2 separate regions of the Mus musculus genome follow, and region 1 is linked to region 2. A link is a contact called in ENCODE POLR2A ChIA-PET data. All regions are on one chromosome and are shown on one strand. Each heading gives the region's core, a stretch centred on a gene start or an enhancer-like site at or near the end of the contact. The rest is flanking DNA. Distances are from core to core; before and after follow the strand shown. Region 1 overlaps Mideas (mitotic deacetylase associated SANT domain protein). Region 2 holds the start of Pnma1 (paraneoplastic antigen MA1).

Region 1 (4,397 bases), core at 937-3,436, 54 kb after region 2:
GAGGATCTCTGTGAGTGGAGACCAGACTACAGATTGAGTTCCAGGATAGCTAGGGCTACATACAGATACCCTGTCTCAGGAAACCAAATAACAAACACACACAACTCGTGTGCACATACACACACACACACACACACACACACACACACACACACACACACACGTATGTCCGCTGGCAGAGTCCAGAAAGGGGCAGGGAACCTTCTGACTCTGGAGTTACAGGTGGTGCGAGTCAGCCCATGTGGGTGTTGGGAACCCAGCTCAGGTCCTCTGAGAGAGCAGTATCTACTTAATTGTGAGCCAAATCTCCAGCTTCATTTTTTTCTTCTTAGTGTGACATAAAATTACTTATTAGCATCAGTGTTTCCTTAAGTTCAGTGGTGTGTGATATTATTCTTACTGACGTGTATGTAGTCTTCTGGACCCTAGACCTTACTCCATGAAGTCCAGTTTGTTACGAGGCCTCATAGTTTAAGCTTGGTAGCTGTTAGGCATTCAAGTTCTCGCAAAGTAACCTACAATTTTCCAGGGAAATGAAAGGCTCCAGTGTCCATGAGATGTGGTGCCCATAGGGTGCAAGTCCATAGGATGTGGTATAGGTTCTGGACTGAGAAAGGTAAACAAAGGTCTTAGCTTGATTCTCACTTTTTCTGGATGACCTACAAAGGACCTACGCAACACACCTATCTAGGGCCTGCCTGACAACCAGCACCCTGGGAGGAAGCCAGTACCCCCATTTTATAGAAAAGGAAGCTGAGGGTAGAAAAGGTGAAGTCACTCTCCCAAGGTCATACAGGTGATTTGACCTTGGACATAGATCTGGTTTCCCAAATACGGCAGCTGATGGGGGAATAAGCCTGGTAACCTTTCTCCCTCACAGGGGTATTTTGCCTATATATTATATTTTATTTTATTTTTAACAGACCTTATTGCCAAGTTTTTGTTTTTGTAATCAGGAGACTTAGGGATCGGAGAAATGACTTAGCAGCTAAGAGCCGTGACTACTCTTCCATAGGACCTGGGTTCAATTCCCACCAGTTCTAGATCTGACACCCTCGCCTGGCCTCCTTGGGCACTTCACACAAACAGTACACAGACAGACATGCAGGCAACATACAGGCAAGTCATACGCATAAAATTAAAACAACTAAGTCTCAAGACATTTTTTTCTTTAATAAATAAGAAGATTTAAACTGAAAGTTAGGGTTTCATGAAAAAAGGAAAAAAACAAAAACAAAAAAAAACTGAAGCCAGGTACTGATGCAAGTCTTTAATCCCAGCACTTGGGAGGCAGAGGCAGGAGGATTTCTAAGTTCAAGGCCAGCCTGGTCTACAGAGTGAATTCCAGGACAGCCAGGGCTACACAGAGAAACCCTGTCTCAAAAAAGAAAAACAAATAAACCATCAGTTGGCACACTCACTACATCCAAGTTTCCTTGGAGAAGGAACTGAGAGGTGTGTCGTAAGAGGCGTGGCAGAGCCACTTGGCTACTACACACGCTGATCTGCTGTTGTTCCTCATCCTTCCCAGGTCATGGGTTTCCGTCACTCCTCATCCCACTTGTGCCAACCTGTCACCTCATTCTCCCAGTTCCCCATGACCTTCAGAGCAGAAGCACCCCAGGGCCCTCCCCAGCTCTAAAGCCTCTCTCTGGCCAACCACCCTCCAAGGAGGTCACCTCTGACCCTTCTGCAGAGGCTCCCAGACAAGCCCCTGTCCTTCACTCAGCCTCTATCCCAGGGCTCCCCCAGGCCCTGCCACTTGTACCCCAGCAATCAAAAGGCTGAAAGCCCGAGTCACTAGGGTGGTCAGCCCCTCAGGTGTGAGGGTGAATCAGACCCCACCCAGGCAAGAAAGGAGGAGGGACTTCTGCAGTTGAAGGAGATGAGCAGGGTTTGACGCACCCGGAAACACAGGTCATTGAGAGGAAAACTGTAGTCTCAGCAGCGATTTTAGGATATGCAAATCAGAACGCCATTAAGGCCCCATTACAGCTGAGTCAATGTGAAAATAAATAAATAAGACAAGAAAGCTGCTGTCAGGAGGGCTTTGGGGAGACAGCTGTTAACACACTGCAATCAGCTTAACTCTTCCCAGAATGTGAGCTGACTTTGTCTTGCAAGAGTCTAACACTCTGACCAGGTAATTCCGATCAATAGACCAGCGCCCGTGAAAACAATCGGACGCTCACAGCAACTGTGTACGGAGCCGAGGAACAGAAATCTACTTTGCTTAAGGTATGACACAGCAACAGGCTGAAACGTGAATGGGCTCGGTGCACCGACCAATCTGATGAAATCACACCAAGTGTCAAAATTAGCCCAAAGAAATGTGTAGAGGCTGCTTTGCAAACAGACACCCACAGGAGCAGCAGACGCAATCAGGTGAGAAGTCTGAACCGTGCAAACTGTGCCTGTGTAATGTTTGTCCTGTCAGGCTGAGGAGGTCGGTTTAAATGACAAAGATTGCTGTGTTCCTAAACAAGATCAGGAGCCAGCCTAGGCCAAGGTCCCAGAGGGGCAAGGTGGCTCAAGCCCCAGGTATCCAGATGAGGACAAGAAATGCAAACAGGTAAGGGAGGGGGAAGGGTTGGGGCTGAAGGACCCCAGAACTTTATCAGGACAACTTTGAAAGACACCTCTCACAGAAAGAATGAAGTTACCTAAATAAACCCACGCCATTTAACTAACCCCACACAGTCTCTTACTGCTGCAGGCGTGCTCTCGATTTTACTAATGCCTCACGTTGGCAGCTTCTGGGGCGATACCAAGGCTCTCTGTGGGCTAGCCTAGGAACCCAGATACCCAGAAACCATTTATAGCATTGTTTCTATGGAAATGTGTTTCAAGCTTCAAAAGAACCAAGCAGCTGACGACCGTGGGGCAAACACGTGATCTCTAAATTAGGGAACTGAGATGGGCGGGTCCTGAGCTCAGGAAGACGACCTGCTACTTAGATTCTGCAGCAAATTAATTTTCAGCCACCAGCAGTGATCAGAACTAAGCCAACTGTCAACAAGGGTGAAGATGGAACCAGAGTACCTATGAATGGCCACCATGTGCCAAGGAAATGTGACAGCCTGCCCTCCACCGCTACCCCGACTCTAATCATGTGAATGAGCACTGCTTGACCTGGAAGACATGAAACTATCCTGAATATCCCTCACAAGCATCCAGGCAGGTCCCCAACCCACGTTCTTTTCCCAATTCCTCTTGGACCTTGGCAAACCTCCAGCCGGGAGGTCCTATTTCAGTGGGACCACAGACCAAAAGAACTCCAGATCTTTGACCGTTCTGGAATTTGGTTTTAGCTCACATATGCCTTCGATAACGGAGTCCCAGATATGCCTGGACATATCCAAGCTGCTCTCCAAGGGCCGACTCTGGTGGCCCTTGTTCTAGCAAGCTCCAACCTGCCCGCTCAAGACACACCCAGAGCTCTGTAGCTCCACCCACCCCAAGCCTCCAAACCCTGTCAGTGAATCCCCATTTCCTGCTGAGGTCACAACCCTGGACTGATCACAGGGAAAGGGCAAAGGAAGGGTCTCCAACCTGAAAGAATGTGTGTCAAAAATGTTCCCCACTTTGAAGAAAAGGCTGCACAAAAGGGATTAATATGAGGGTGACGGGGCCATTTGCCAGGCACACCCATTTCAAAAATGCCCCAATATGACAGAAAAAAAAAAGTTGGCTCTCAGCAGAAGCACAGTACCAAGTTGCAAGCTGAGGGCAATATGGGGACTCAGACACTCTCTTTGATAAGCCAAAGTGGACTGGTTGAAGGCGGAGTTTCATAAGGCCAGCATTTAAAAACAACTCTAAGTTTAATACTGAAATATGTTCTACAATGGACACACCCGAGACACTACCTCACCAGGGCCCCACCTGGCTGACGCTGAGCTGTGGAGGTCAGCTTACAAAGCACACCCTGCTACCTGTTAGGAACTGCAGAAGAGAGAGCTGGCTCTCGCCACCTGTGGCTAGGACTTGCAAGTGAGTGGGTGGTTCTGGGCCTCAAGGGCCACATGCTCATCCTGCTGGCAGGTTCCCTAGAAACTCAGGTGTGAGCAACCTCCTGGGTCTCTGAACAGCCTGGGGTTTCACCAACCAGCGTCAGGAGGCAGGGTCCTAATGCTGTTAACATTGAAGTTACAGTGTGCGGGTCAGGACAATCTCAAGTCCCCAGCCCCGGCACGCAGCAGCAGTAGTAGCTGATAAGCCCTGAGCAGTTGGGCCTTGCTAGTGGTAACAGATGGGAGGCTTAGAGTCCCTCCCTGGCCTTCTCACCCATTTCCAAGTCTTTGATGTTGGGGCCTAATCTTTTGAAATGTATAGATAGTACACATCGAATATCAAATATTCTAAGCGTGGCCTCTTCACCTGAGTCCAGCGATGGC
Region 2 (4,797 bases), core at 587-3,086:
CATTCACTTTAGGCAGTAAGGACCACCTTTACCGTTGCAGCTCCTGACAATCACACACTTCTGTGAATGTTACAGGAATATGCGGGCCTGACTTCCCCATCCCATCCCTCAGGAAACAAAACCAAGCCAGGAGGAGGCTGGGTGCTTGCTTTGAGTGGCAGGCTTACTAAAACGTCACAGGTATATCAAAAGCAGCCTGGCCAGTCCTAGGACTCAGAAGTGCCCCTCCAGGCCTAGCTGCAAGAGGGCGGCCTCGGCCTCCTCCTCCTCCTTCTTGGCTTCCTCCTCTCGAATCTGCACCAGTAACTGGAAGAGGTTGGGTGCAGGCCCTTCCTCAGCCCCGGCCAGCCACAACTGCCTTCGGAGGGCCCCACTGTGGTTAGCCCCAGCGATGACCTGCTCCAAGCGAGCCTGGTTCACGTTATCTTTATCAATGACCCCCTTGTCTACTACCTTTTGCAGCAGAGGCTCCAGACGGATAACATACGAAGATAACTTTTCTCCTGGGTTCTGGTAAGTGTTCAGAAATCTGACCTGTGCATCTCTAGAGCTCTCCACACTCCCAAAGACCTGCTCAAGAGCCTTCAGGCATTCTGCGGTCGTTATGGCGGCGTTGTTGGTCTTGAGGATGCGGATGACGTCAGCAGCGGGGCCTCTCAAACTCTCCATCAACCGCCGTCTCTTTTCTATATCCGACACCTGCCATTCCTCTATGATTTCATTTGAGTGCTCCAGCCAGGAATCAAAGGTTTCCTCGCCAGGCCCGGGAATGTCCTTCCCGGAGAATAACGTCAGCTTCTTATACCATATGGACTCAACAAGAGGTTGAATAACATTATCCAAAATATAGTTGAGCATCTCTGCTGGCATTTCCGGGCCTGGAGCTGGAGCAGGGTTCTGAAACCCAAGCACACGAGCAACATCTTGCACGGTCCACCCTTCCCTAGCTAGAAAGAGGTGCAGCCTTTCCAAAAAAACTGCGTCGGAAGTGGGGGGTTTAAACACCACTTTCCAGAGCCCTCCTTTGCCTGGCATCTCCCTGGGTATCAGGGAGTAATCCACTGCCCCAGTGAGCTCTAACAAGGCTGCTTTAGCATTTTCTTCCCTCCAGAACATTCTCCCCAGCACTCGATAGGATACCTGGGGCATCGCAGCTTGGAGGGTCTCTTCAATTTCGGTCTCATCACAGTTCACAGGGATCCCCCAGACCAACAGAGCTCTCTGAGAGTTCACATCCATTCCCCTGCACCAGTCTTCCAATAGTGTCATAGCCATTTCACCCAACTATTAAAAGTGCCAGTTCTACAGACACTGCTTGGACTGGCTCACGAGGCTATAGGGCCTAGGACAATACAACATGCTCTCCTCCCCCGGTAGGCCAGGGGGCGACAAGCTTCAGGCAACCACAATTACCAAAAGACACCAGAGTTCCTTCTTGTCCCTTCCGGGTCCCAAGTCAGGGTCGGGAGCCACGGGACACTCCGCCTATCACTCGAATGTCGCCCCCTTTGGTCCGGGCAGGGAGGGCTGAACTGGCTGCAGCTGTGTCTGGCGTCACCGCTTAAAGAGAGGGAGCAAGGTGGGCTCAAGACTGATGACTCCGGGCGGGAGATGGCTGGGTGCGGTCGCGGGGCGTGGCAGCTCCTCCCACCTCTCCCCGGCACGCCGGCGGGCTGAGGGTCACGCGAGGCCGTGGCTTGGCTACGTGGGGAGAGGCGGCACTCCGAGCACCGGGAACCCAAGCGGCAGGAAGCACGGGATGGGGGAGAAACTCGGCTGGAGGCAGCTCTGCCTAGCGCTTATGTCCGCGCGCTCCCGCAACGGCCGGCGTGCAGCTGCAGTGGAGGGCGGAACCGGTCCGCTTGTCTCCCCCAGTGTCACCGTGACAACTGTGTCCATGACGACGCGAGATACGCGGGCTCCAGAGGATCTGGCGGTTGCTATGGTGCCAAGAAGGGGTTTGAGGAGTCTATTCTATGACGGCGCATTTCTTTTTACACCCCCCCCCCCGCCTTCCCTGATTCTTTCTTAGCTATTGCTACGCATGCTTTATTTAATTTTGCCGTGGATTTAAGCTGGCTTTATTGATACGCATCTACCACGACGGACTTATCTCATATTGCTCATCCATTCTATGAATTCAGTCTTTAACTCTGACTTCCGGGAACCACCTGATCCCACTCTGCAACTACTTGGTTCCTCCCCACAAAACTAGGAAAGAGAATTCCATCTACTGGTTCCTGTGAGTGTCTGACTTGGCTTTCTTGTTTAAAGTGTGTGTGTGTGTGTGTGTGTGTGTGTGTGTGTGTGTGTACACAAAACCCCGTGACTACTTACCTTTGTAGCCAGGCAAACTGCAAACATATTGCCTTCTTATCCTTACTGAGTATACAAGATAGCAAAACAGAATGTTTATGGCCCCGAAAAGGCGGGTAAGTTCTCTTCAAGCAAAACAAGGCCTATCAGTCCCAGACGGCAAAAACACCCCTATAAGAATGTGGTATTCAACAATGAATTTTTTTTAAAACCTTATTTAATAAAAGGTCTTAAGATACAGAACATTCAAAAGTAAATAAGTTACATAGGTACATTACAATCACAGCAAGATTCTCTTTAGTGTATTAATTTTTTTTTTATAAAAAGCACACAAAAAATAAAATTTTCAGTCTGGTCTATCACAACTGTACACAAAGAGGTAATATTTATATTTATATATATATATATATGTACACTATTTTAATATGTAACAGTCTTTTTTAAAAAGAGTGCCACAGGCAACAAACACATGAAAGGCAGTGTCTGACCATTTTGTTTCAAAATAAAAGGAATATACTTACTTTATGCTATTAAAATATTTGTACACTAATTACAGACTGTCAAGGCTGTTCTGTGCTCCATCCTCTCCAGCAAGGCCTTTAACGTAAGAGACAAATGAGGAAAAGTTCTAACAGCTGCAATTTTTTTTTTTTTGAGGCAACAAACACAGCCAAATGTGGGTTAGACACAACTGTTTTTATATAAAAATATGCATACTTCCTGTAAAAACCTAAGGGGTTAGGCTTTGCCAGTCTAGTAATAAATAATAACCCAGAACAGTGAGCCCCAATAAAAACATTTCAACAGCTGAGGCTTGAGTACTATTGCACTCTTCCTCCTCTGTCTTTAACATCTGGCACATGAGAAGAAAGAGGTTGGGTGACTGAGGCAGTTAAATATAGGCAATCCCTTTAGACATCATGAGCACAGGGCCTCTGTGCCGGGGTGGGAGGTGGGGCGGCAAGGACGGTGGGTGGGTGGGTACTTTAGCTCTAAGGGGGCTGCTGAAGGCTTGGAGGACAGCAGTGAGGGCAAGAGACCTCAGAGATGGCCCAGAACACAGGCACGGTCAGTGTCATGGCCTTCTCTGAATGCAGGTGGAAGCTGGGGGACAGGCAGGGTGACACTGTATAGGGACGTTATTGTCAAACAGGGAGCTCTGAATAGAAAGAACAACAAAAGCCAAGCCCAGTGTGTTCGTACGAGAAAGCACCAGTAAGGACGCGCCTGCGCCAGCCTCCGGCCGCACGTGCATCTCCGCTTTGAACTAGTTCAGTTTCCACACGGGCGCGCTGGAGCATGGGCCCCTCTAAAACAGTGTCTGGTGGGATCACTACCTAAAGGTACCATCTTTATCCCCCCACCCCCACCCCGGCTATAGTCATCTGGTCTCTGTGAACTTAGAAAAGTTCTTGCTTTTTTGCTGTTTTTAATTAAGATTTCTAAGGATTAGTTGGTACCACTGAGCAGAGGAGTCTCATGTGGCTGAAGGATCTCATGTGGCTGCTATCACCTGTCCACCAAGGGGCCTGAGCCAGATATGGTTTAAATAGAAAAGAACCTTGGGAAACCTAAGTGGCACTTTGGGGCTGAGCTGTGAAGGCACGCGTTATAGAAGTGATTTAGAAGAGATCCTAAACTTGTTGCCCTCCTGCTTCTAGAGGGTACCACATTTTTGTAATCCCGGGACTTCGAGCTGATAGAAGCCTATGAAGGAAACAAACCGGGGAAACTGAAGGTTAAGGTAACTGTCTAGGTATCTAGGGGGACAGGTTTGTTATTTCCACCCGCAGCTCTCTCATAGAACCATACTAATGTGTAAATGAATGTAAGAAATACCCAATAGTCTACAGCTTCAAAACAAAACCCCATCTCTATTTCCAATTCCCAACGGGCTGTAGGCTATTTCCGCTCCTTACTAACATTCTAAACAGTCAGACACACGGTCACTTAAGACTCTCTTTTGTACAACTAAAATTAAGTGATGATATCAGAAAAGTGGCTTTAGGCCCCTACTGAACTGGAAAGCGAAGGGGACTCTAGAACATTCCAACCCTTCAGTAATTCCAAGCCAAATATGGTTTCTTCAAGCCAGAATCGAGGCTGATAACCAAAACTAGAATTCTGGCCTCTTGCCAACTCCCTCGAGCATTTGAAAGTACAGAAAAGGCAGGACAGAGACCTGCCTTTGACCTCACCCACATCTGCTGGCTTCCTGTGACTGATAACACTCCCCGCCTTCCCAGCCCGATCAGTTTCTGTCATTCCTGCGGCCAAGAGCCACAAGGTAAGGGACCCCAGGGCCATGGAACTGGGGGAGGGCTTGGGGATGCCAAAAAGGTGCCTTATTTTGGGATAAATGCACTTGGACCTCTGGAAAGCAAGAGGCCCCTGGTCCCTGAGGATGTTAAAACTTAAATATTAAAAAAAATAAATAAATAGTTCCCAAATGACAACAAGCCACAGAATGAAGGCTCCTGT

Evidence for each region. ChIA-PET counts read pairs that join two places held with the same protein, here RNA polymerase II (POLR2A).
Region 1: POLR2A ChIA-PET joins it to region 2 with 13 read pairs in embryonic stem cell. The contact joins the enhancer-like site here to the promoter of Pnma1 in region 2. POLR2A ChIA-PET finds 5 or more read pairs at or near these places in 4 of 5 experiments (Patski and embryonic stem cell).

What each region holds. Positions count from the first base shown.
Region 1 is chr12:84,199,930-84,204,326 of GRCm38, forward strand. The region is part of intron 1 of Mideas (mitotic deacetylase associated SANT domain protein); the gene reads right to left. Among named protein-coding and RNA genes, the nearest start is that of Gm51953, 4.7 kb to the right of the region's middle. Within about 2 kb of position 2,187, at least 1 of the 3 ENCODE cell types and tissues checked has a DNase peak (open chromatin) inside an H3K27ac peak, as active enhancers do.
Region 2 is chr12:84,146,653-84,151,449 of GRCm38, forward strand. Pnma1 (paraneoplastic antigen MA1) reads right to left here and starts at 1,837. Exons shown (of 1, transcript NM_027438.3): 1 at 1-1,837. The coding sequence starts at 1,275. The coding sequence ends at 214. Mideas (mitotic deacetylase associated SANT domain protein) reads right to left here. Exons shown (of 13, transcript NM_001163501.1): 13 at 2,516-4,797.